Linked DNA regions of Homo sapiens: region 2 is linked to region 1. Evidence: chromatin loops called from intact Hi-C (ENCODE). Cell type or tissue: endothelial cell of umbilical vein. All regions are shown on one strand. Links, peaks and the distances in the headings refer to the core of each region. The heading gives the core; the rest is flanking DNA. Region 1 has its middle 120 kb from the start of RGS7BP. Region 2 overlaps RNF180 (ring finger protein 180).

Region 1 (5,390 bases), core at 82-5,081:
TTAATTTCTAAGATTTTCTTGTTACCTTTACTACTGATTTCTAGTTTAATTTTATTATAGTTAGAAAATATATGTTGTAGGATTTCAGTTCTTTGATATTGAAAGAATTTTATGACCCTGGATATGGTCTGCCTTGATTAACGTTCCATGTATACTTGAACAGAATATATTATATATCCCACTGTTGTAGGAGAAATATTCTGTAAATGTCAATTAAATCAATTGGGTTCAGTTCTTCTCTATCCTAAAAAATTTTCTGTTAACTACTTCTGTCTGTCTGAGTGAAGAATATTCAACTCTCCAACTGTAATTGTGGTTTTGTTTCTTCTTTTAGTTCTGTCAGGTTTTGCTTCATGTATTTGTAGCTCTGTTGATACATATGCAACGTTATATCTTGTTGACCAGTGGACCATTTTACTTTTATATAAAGTATTGGGCTCCGTAAACTCTGACTCAAACTATGGCAGGCCAAAATCCAGCCTGCCATCTGTTATTGTAAATAAAATTTTATTAGACTACATTCAAGCCTATTCATTTATGTATTTTTTATGGTTTGTTTTGTACCACAGTGTCAGAATTATACTTTTGCAATAGAGACTATACGGCTTGCCGAGACTAAAATATTTATCTGGGCTTTTATAGAAAAAGTTTATTGTTCTCTGATATAATATCTCTATCACTGGTAATTCACTTTGCTCTGTAGTATACTTTGGCTGGTATAAGTATATCCAGTCTAGCTTTCTTTTGACTAGTGTTTCTATGGTATATATTTTTTATCCTTTAACTTTTAACTGAACCATGTCATTATATATTTGAAGTTAGTTACTTATAGACTGTGTATAGTTGGTTCATGTGTTTAAAAAAGATCCATTCCACAATTTCTGTCTTGCCTTTTGTAGGTTGAATTTGCCTCTAATTATTTCAATGTTTGGAGTATTTCTAAAATTTTAGTATTTTTTTGTTTATTCTCTTTGTTTTCCATTCCTTTGTTTTACTTTTCCTGCCTTCTTTGGGGTTATTTCAATATTTTTAGTGTCCAGCTTTAATGTATAGTGTTTTTATATTTTTTTAAGTAGTTGCTCCAGGGCTTCCTATATGTGTATTTAACTTTTCACAGACTATTTAGAATCAATATTCTTGTTACTTAAAGTGGAATACAGAAACTTTCCCAATATGTAGTACTATGTATTCTCTCCTCTTTATGTTGTAGTGTTCTTATACATTACATGTAGTTACATCGTAAATCTCATCACAAGGTATTATAATTTTTCTTTCAACTGTTTAAACATATTTTAGACAACTTAAAAGAAATATAGTTTCCTATTTACCCAGATATTTTCCATTTCTATTGCTTTTTCTTCATTTATGATTTTCCAAATTTATTTTCTGGTCTCATTTCCCTTTTGTCTGAAGAAGTTGCTTCAGAATTTCTTTGAAAGCATGACTGCTGACAATTAATTATCTTAGTTTTTCCTTATCTGAGAATGCCTCCATTCCTGAAGAATATTTTTGCTGGACATGGAGTTCTTGGTGGACAGTTCTTTTCTTTCAGCTCTTTAAATCTCTTGTTCCGCTCCTTTTTAAACTCCAGGATTTCTGATGAAAATTTTTAGTCTTTAAAATTATTTTTCCTTTATGTATACAGCATTGTTTTTCTCTGGTTGTCTTTTATTTTCAGCAGTTTGATTTTGATGTGCCTAGGACTAATTTCTTTGGATTTCTCCTTTTTGGGTTTGCTGTGCTTTTAAATCTATATGTTTGTCTGTCATCAAATTTGCAAAGTTTTCTGTCATTATTTCCTTAAGTTTTTTTTTTTTTAGCATCACCCTGTTTCTTCTGTATTTCTGAGACTGTTATAACACAAAATTAGACTTTTTGTTATAGTCTTATAGGTCCATGAGGCTCTGTTCAGTTATTTAAAAAAAATCATTTTTTCCTCTTTGTTCAGACTGATTCAGAACAAACATATTTGCTAGTTCACTGATTTTTTTTTCTGTTATTGACATTCTGCTATTGAATGTCTCCCTCTCTCCCACCCTCCTTCCCTCCTTGCCTCCCTTCCTTGCTATCCAATGAATTTTAAATTTTGATTATTTTATTTTCAGGTCAAACTTTTCTTTTGATTTTTTTTCATATTATCAATTTCAGTGCAAATATTTACTATTTTCTCATTGGTTTCAAGAATTCTTTTGATTGCTTGCTGGAGCATTTTTATAATGGCTGCTTTAAAATATTTGAAAAGTTCAACATCTGTGTTATTTTAACACTGGCATTCTTTGATTATCTTTTACCTGGTGCTTTGGCATTTTCCTAGTTATTTGCCAGGTAATTTCAGGTTACCCAGCAAAGAACGAGGTAATTCTAGTTACCTAGTAATTTATTACCCCAAATTACTAGGCTATGCTAGACATTTTGAATCTGATCTTATTTCATTTCTATGGAGACTGTTAAATAGTTTTGTTTTAAGCAGGCAGTCAACCTGCTTAGATTCAGGCCACTGGTTCCAACCCTCCTCTGTAGGCTGTGGTTTCAATGTCAGTTCCATTTTCAAAGTCTTTATAGTATGATTTATCTTTCCTGGATGTGTGCCACCCAGTGGTCAGTCTTGGACCTTGGCTATGGTCTGTCTGTTCAGTTTTCAGTCACCATTATGCTGAATAGGATAAGGTCCACACTTATGCAGCTCTTGGGTGAGCTTAGGAGTTCATAAATGACTTTGTGGGTTTGCTTTCCTGAGCTTTCACCTCTCCACCATCTCCCTCAAACTTTCTGGTTCCTCAAGACTCCTCTTTTTAGTTGTTCAGCCAGAAAGCCAACACTTTAGTTACCACACATTGCCATATACTTCTTCAAGTACCCCACATCAAGGATCAAGTGGTAGTGGGGAAGGGGAACTAAGGGAGAAAAAGGCAATGAGGAGTTTTCATACACTCTTTGAACGACAGCTCCTCTCTTTTAGAGTTTTGGCTCTTGCAGTCTCCTGTTGCCTCTGCCTGTTGACACCACCATTGTATTGCTTGGGGGCTTGATGTGGTGGAAAGAAGCAGTCTTTCTGAGCTTTTGTAGTTCTTTTTCTCTGCTTGCAGCCAGAGCTAGTGGGCTTCTCTTGGAGCTCTCTCTGCCTACATGTTTCTGCCCACTTCTGGTATGTTAAAGTTAGGCTGAGAGTTACTGGAGGAAAAAAAATTAGTAAACTCACTGTCAGTTCAGCGACATTACAAATTCTGTTCTTTTTCCAGAATCCAACTGCAGCAGTTTACTACTCAAAATCTCCCATATATCTGTTCCATCTGTTCTGTTCAGGTTTTATTGATGTATTCATTAGGATATACAGGGTGGGGTGTGCTTATCTCTAACCCAGAATTGGAACCTCCTCCCTTAGATTGCAGATTGTGATTGTGTGACCATCTTTGGTCAACCTAAAGCATTAGGCCATCCAAGTCTCTTTCTCTCTTGCTTGCTTTCATTCCTCCCTCTCTTTCTCCTTCTTTCTCTCCCTCCCTCTCTCCCTCCCTCCCTCTCTTCCTGTCTCCTTCCCTCCCTCCATTTTTCCTTTCCTCCTTGCCTCCCTTCCTTCTAGAATCTGGTTGCTTTCGGTCTTTTACATAAACTGGTAGAGGGAAAATAGAAAAGTACATATGGCTTTGTTTCTTTCTTCTCTCCTATTGCAAAACCATTTTATTTCTTTTCATTGTTGGCATCTTTCCATTGGCCAAGTCTTCTCCTTGCCATCTCTGTCATCATTACTGATTGCCCTGATTGCCATGTCATCACTGCTAGCAGATCTGCTCATGGTCAGTCATATGTGCTTCTCATTCACTCCCCACCCCCTGCCCCAGTCTTTTTTGTATTTTCTGATTATTCCTTTTCTCATACTTCTCTGCTTTTATGCAAAATCCCACATCCGTCCAGTTTTTCTATTCTACCAATGTACCAATTATAGTGAAAATCAGATGTATATTTTTTTCTTGGTCTCTGTGTTGTTTCTCTTTAATCAGAACCCATTGTAGTGTTTGTATATATATTTGTGGATACTATATTAGTTATTTGGAGACACATTGGAAGCCTGAGGCTTTGAGTAATTTGATTTTTGGTATTTCTTTAAGATTAAAACAAGTAGTGTGTTATACAGGGAACAATTTATGTACACTAATGAACATGTTTGTGATTGACATATATATGCTGCATACTGTTTCCAGATTAAATGACTTCCATGCTAACCTTTTCAAAGTACTTATTTATACATTATCCATTTTTGCTTTTCATCTTTTTTTTCTGTCTGAATGAAATACATGTCCTTTTCCTTCCATTGGTTTAAAGCCACTTAATTTCACTCTCTATTGTCACTCATACTTGATTCAGAATAGGGGAAAATAAGATAAATGTGTATATAACACTGATCATTACTACTCTTTGTTCCAGTAAAGATGATGATGAAGTTGTAAGGTATACAAAGGGATATTAAATACTTTCTTTTTAGAAGTCCTGAGTTTTTCATCTTAATGAAACAGACAATGTGAACTTATGTACTTTGCTTACCTGTTATTTCAATTACAGCAGTCTTTAGTCTTAGTAGAAAAAAATGAGAGGGTATATTGTAGCATTTATCAATAAACTATGATAAAAATTCTCTTCACAATAATTTAAAACCAGATGGTACCAAATTTATAATGAATTTATAATTGGTTAATTGCTTGATAAAATAATGGTCTTTCCTAATTATATCTCATCTCTGACAGTTTTAAGTTTATAATTTTTGGAAGTAAAACACATCATCCTTTAAGTCTTCCTGTCTTTTCTCAAAGATCTACATATCATAATTAGGGCAAAGGTACATTTCTATGGAGGCCATGTGTGCCTTTTCCTGTCATAGAAAGAAAAGGACACACCCAATTAGGGTCTAGATTGGAAGTAATAATTAACAGAACCATAAGTGCAGGTTTATGTGGTAGAAAGAATTGTGGTGGTGCTAGTTTCATTTACTTTCTCCTCTGCTTTTAGCCTTCTATTAGCCATAAGTAGAAATGGATGTGCTCACATACATATATACCAATTATCTCTGAAATCCATGACAATAGAAAGCAGATCAGTAGAAAACTTTGTTTCCAGCAGCAGTGTTAGCTTTTATTTGAATAATCAGATATCAGGTAGATTTCTGAACACTATTTTTAAATTAGAAGGAGTATATAAACTCCTAGGTCAAAAGAACTTCATTCTGAAATCTAACTTCATTCTGAAATCTTACTTCATTCTGAAATCTTACTTCATAAGAACTTCATTCTGAAATCCTCAGGATATGCGGCTGGCATTTAAGTGGGCTTTAGATCATGAAGAAAACTTCAATTGAGGATGATTTATAAGTGTGCATTCATTTATTCAATGAATATTTA
Region 2 (5,390 bases), core at 72-5,071, 160 kb after region 1:
TTATTCAAAATAACATGAGGAAAACTGGATTTTCAGGGCACTTTGCTCATTAGTAAGTGTAAAAACCTCACACACACAGGCATCCCAAATGAAATCTATTGTCTTTGTCATTAATAAACCTCTAGTCTGTGAATGCCATTATTTCTATGGACTGAAATGGACCCTAGCAGTCTGAAGATCTTGGCATAGCTTTGTGCTACATATGTGTTATTTATGTACCAAGAAGATGTGATTTATTGTCTAATGTTTCTTTACTCAGATTGGCTCCAGGCAACACTGTGAGGTAGGTCAATATTATCTTTAGTGCCATACCTTTTACCTAAGCAGCCCTTGCTTTCATGCAGCTTTCTCTTTTCAGAGCCCACTGAACCTTTTCAAACAATGCCTTGTGCCTTTTACCTTTCTTGATCCAGCTCTGCCATCTAAACTTAATTGCCCTTTATGCTACTTAGGCAAGACCCAATGGACCAATCTGATCATTTATGTCAAATTATGATACTAATGGTGGATACATAATTAATGAATTATACCTCCTAGAACCCATACTCACTTTCAGAACCCCAAGAAAAACTAGAGAAGTGAATAATGTGGAAATTCCAAAGAAAGTTAGAGAAAACACTAATTTTTCTAGAAGCTGTCAAGACCTGTAAATAGTAGCTACCTCTTCTCTTTCAAGGTTGGCCTGACTCAAGAATTCCACCAAAACTATCTGTGGTAAGCAGAATAATATTTCCCTCCCCACTTCAAAGAGGCCCACATCCTAATCTCTGGAACCTGTAAATGGCAGTGGGGAATTAAGATTGCAAATGGAATTAAGGCTGCTAACTAGTTGACATTAAAATAAGGAGATTATCATGATTGAAGTGGGTGGGTCCAAGTGTAATCACAGGGTCCTTAAATGAGGAAAAAGAAGACACAAGAGTCAGAAACAAAGAGATGACATTGTGAGAAAGATGCAACCAGCTACTGCTGGCTTTGAATATGGAAGTTTTGTATGAGCCAAGGTTCAGACTCTAGATGCCAGAAAAGGCAAGAAAACAGACTCTCCCCTGGAGCCTGCAGAAAGAAATGCAATCCTGCTAACACCTTGATTTTAGTCCAATGACAACCATTTCCAACTTCTTACCTACAGAACTGTAATAAATGTGTGTGTTTTAAACAACTTAATTTGTGGTAATTTGTGACAGTGGCAATAGCAAATGAACATAGTATCAAAGTACACAGAGAGTGCTAGTACCTTCATTTCCTTAAAATACATGCTTGGCATTTATCTCACTGGATTATGCTGCTGCTTTATAGAAGTTGCCTCATTTGTATTTCCTACAGATTAGACAACCTAAATAGACTACCCATTGTTGTGGCTAGAGATAAAAGGAGAAAAATTCAGCAACCAGAAATAATTTAATGTACAATGCAAAAATATCTTTAAATGTTTTAATTGGACAAAAAAAGGTATAATTAGTGACAAGAAGTCATTGACTGGTGTGACCTTGTTCCAATCACTTTTATTGAAGAATAAAAGGATGATTTATCAAACCCAAGTTAAGAAACTCTGCTAAACATCAATGTATATGAATGGCTCACTGTAACCTACTAGCTAACATCATTTCACTCCTCTCTACCAGCACCCCAATTCACACTGAAGCACAATACCGGCTATTGATTTTATCCTGAATTTAGGGGAAATGCCTATTTTCAGAAAACTGCACATGCTACCTGAAACTTAAAACCAGAATAAACGATGTGTCTAACCCTAACCCTTAAAAATAAGTTATCCCAAGCATTAACCCAGAGTAGCTGTTTTATTCCCTCTGGACAAACATACAATAAATGTTCCTGAAAAGCAGTTTAGCAAAAGCATTGACAGATTCTTAGCTAGAGACAGATTCATAGCAAGAGAAAGCCTTACTATGATTCTCTAAACCCTTTATCATAAAGCACAAAATCTCTTACGTTTTTGGTTATCAAACGACTGAAAATATACCAATCCATATTCTACCCTAGTAAATGAAGTTCTTTGGTGGAAAACATTGATTGTTTTGCTCTAGAAGAGAATTTGGTGCCCTCTAGTGTTGAAAAACAAGATGATCCATTTCACCGTTAATAAACCAGCACTTCAGAGAGGGTCACAAAAGTACAGAATTTAAGAGCTAAATAGCATATTTCAGGACAGCACAGATATGTAATTATTTTTTAGTAGAAAGTTTTAGGCCAGGTGCAGTGCCTCAAGCCTGTAATCCCAGCACTTTGGGAGGCTGAGGTGGCTGAGTCACTTGAGTCCAGGAATTCAAGACCAGCCTGGGCAATATAGTGAGACCGCATCTCTACAAAAAATACACAATAACTTAGCTGGGCTTGGTGATGTGTGCCTGTAGTTGCACCTACTTGGGGGGCTGAGGTGAGAGGATCACTTGAGCTAAGGAGGCAGAAGTTGCAGTGAGCCGAGATCACGCCACTGCACTCCAACCTGGGTGACAGAGTGAGACCTTGTCTCAAAAAAAAAAAAAAAAAAAAAAAAGCAGTAATAGAAAGTTTTGGTCATGGATTATCATTCAATTTTTATTCTGATAGATTATCTTAAAAGCATTATTTTGAAATTGGGCCTCTTAGGTAAAATAATACTTGGCTATATGGTCTGTTGGAGATTTTCCCTCTGGCTTTACAAGGAGAACAAAGGTGAGTGATCTAAGCTTCTGCACCAAGAAATGAATAAAAAGGGTATAATATTAGGGTAATGACTTATAATGATTTTTTTAACGTTTTACAAAATACTGGAGACATAAAATAGAACAGAAAATAACATCTGTGATAATACTGCCCAGCTTAAGAAATAAAACATAATTAATAGCATTCCAGATTACATTCTCCTTCCCCTTCATAGATAACAACGCTCTCAAATTTGGCATTTTATTTTATTTTTGAGACAGGGTATTGTTCTGTCATCCAGGATGGGGTGCAATGGTACCATCATGGCTTACTGCAGTCTCAACCTCCCGGACTCAAGCGATCCTCCCACCTCATCCTCTCCAGTAGCTGGGACTATAGGCTTGCATAACCATGCCCAGCTAAGTATACATTTTTTGTAGAGATGGGGGTCTCACTATGTTGCTCCAGCTGGCCTTGAACTCCTGGGCTCAAGCAGTCCTCTTGCGTCAGCCTCCCAAAGGCTAGGATTTCAGGCAAGAGCCACCGTGCCTGACCAAATTTGGCCTCCTAATGATTGATGCTTACATATATTTTCAGTTTTCAGCCCTCTGACACTATTATATTGCTTCTAAGATTAAATATTAACTTTAAAATATTACTTTGTAAAAAGGAATCCCAGGTGATAATTACAGTTGGTATGCTGAGCCAAGGAGAGGATTCCAGGTACCTCCCAAGTTTGGGGGCACATGGAGGCTGATATTGTAAGGTCTCCACACGTGAGAGGAGTAGGTGAGATTTGCATCTCCACATGGGACAAGGCAGGACAAGGAAGCACTACCAGCAAGTGACTATGGTTTTAAAAATGGGTAAGGGCAGACATGGAGCAATGAGAGAGAAAAACAGGTTGGCAGTGTACATCTTGGTTGACATGGTAAATAAAACCAAATGTGCAGATTTATTTTTTATTTATTTATTTATTTTAAAAGTGAGATATTTCTTAAAAGTTTAGTGTACAAACAAAATGAAGGTACCTTCACATTTTACTACACATGTGCAGATAGTTTTCTTGGTGCACAGAGATAAGGCAGAATTAAGTTAGAATAAACATGTTCTAAAACTGACCTCCAGAAGAACTAGTCTTAGTCATTTCTTTGCAGAGTATGTGAACCAAGATTCGGGTTTGGTCTTTGGTGTTAGCACTGTGTCAAGGATCAGATAGAAAGTACAAATGGAGGGGCCCCTTTCTGAGGCCAGGCCCCACTGTCAGGGCATGTGGGGTGACCAAAGGCCAACAACCAGCTGAGGCTAAGAGGCTGCTCTGAGGAGGGCGGGGCTCCAGGTGCCTCTTGAACCCTTTGTTCGGGACCAGGACATGTGTGGCTGGGCAGCAGCCTTCAGACCCCCCACAGGCTGGTGCCCGGTACCCACAGCCTTCTGTTGGGTTGTCAGGCCCCTGCACCCATGGTGGGGTGCTGGGCTCCAGAGTTCCCTGGGACCAGCTGATCTCGTCCTTGGTTTTGGCCCAAATGCAAGCCCCTGGTCTCCTCCAAGTAACTTCCTTTCCCCAAGGCTGTCCAGGCCCCACCGCTGCCTGTTCCTTCCCAGGGCCTCCTGCAAGTCCCGATGCTGACGCCTCTCTGCCCACCTAGTTTGTGGCCGCTGCCTCCAGCTCTGTGTCTGCCTCCCAGCGAGGGAGCCGTGGTTGACGATCTCGTGAGTGTCTGCCCTTCTGAAGGGTACAGTGTGAAGTCTCGTCAGTCTCATTTAAATGCCTAAGCACCTCTTCAGAAACCAGGGAGTCAGCCGGGTTTCTCCATCTTTAATCATGTTTTCTAAAGGTTTTCTTGGCAATTTCCTGGCAATTTGCAAGACAGGACTTTTTGGTTGCCAACTTCCAATTAGCTTTAAACTTGCCACGATCTCCCAGGTCATCCCATCCATCGATGATGCTTATTACATTCTTCCTGATTTCCATGTGGCCAAATTCAATAGTTATTTACCCCAGGCTTGTATTTTGGAGGCTAAAGAACTCTGTTACCAGCTATATCTGTGCTGTGGCTGCTGTAGCAAAATATCACAAATGTGGCTTAAAACAACAAAAATTTTTTCTTTTTTTTTTTTTAGTATTTATTGATCATTCTTGGGTGTTTCTCAGAGAGGGGGATGTGGCAGGGTCATAGGATAATAATGGAGAGAAGGTCAGCAGATAAACACGTGAACAAAGGTCTCTGGTTTTCCTAGGCAGAGGTCCCTGCGGCCTTCAGCAGTGTTTGTGTCCCTGGGTACTTGAGATTAGGGAGTGGTGATGACTCTTAACGAGCATGCTGCCTTCAAGCATCTGTTTAACAAAGCACATCTTGCACCGCCCTTAATCCATTTAACCCTGAGTTGACACAGCACATGTTTCAGAGAGCATGGGGTTGGGGGTAAGGTTATAGATCAACAGCATCCCAAGGCAGAAGAATTTTTCTTAGTACAGAACAAAATGGAGTCTCCTATGTCTACTTCTTTCTACACAGACACAGTAACAATCTGATCTTTCTTTTCCCCACATTTCCCCCTTTTCTTTTCGACAAAACCGCCATTGTCATCATGGCCCGTTCTCGATGGTCGCTGCCTCTTCGGAGCTGTGGGGTACACCTCCCAGATGGGGCAGCCGGGCAGAGGCACTCCTCACTTCCCAGATGGGGCAGCCAGGCAGAGGCGCTCCTCACTTCCCAGATGGGGCGGCCAGGCAGAGGCGC

What was found. A loop is a pair of places that touch in the nucleus more often than their neighbours do. Peaks named below come from ENCODE experiments on the same cell type or tissue, not always from the same donor. Only the 100,000 strongest peaks of a DNase experiment are listed, where the experiment ranks them.
Region 2: a loop joins it to region 1, with 2.2 times the contacts of the local background. A loop is called at or near these places in 3 of 110 quality-filtered maps.

Annotation. Positions count from the first base shown.
Region 1 is chr5:64,382,156-64,387,545 of GRCh38, reverse strand. No RefSeq gene overlaps it. Among named protein-coding and RNA genes, the nearest start is that of RGS7BP, 120 kb to the left of the region's middle. In endothelial cell of umbilical vein, for the core only: CTCF peaks have their summits at 2,437 and 2,638 (motif pointing left); a DNase peak (open chromatin) is centred at 2,585.
Region 2 is chr5:64,226,044-64,231,433 of GRCh38, reverse strand. The region is part of intron 5 of RNF180 (ring finger protein 180); the gene reads right to left. Among named protein-coding and RNA genes, the nearest start is that of RNF180, 63 kb to the right of the region's middle. In endothelial cell of umbilical vein, for the core only: a CTCF peak has its summit at 2,076 (motif pointing left); a DNase peak (open chromatin) is centred at 2,073.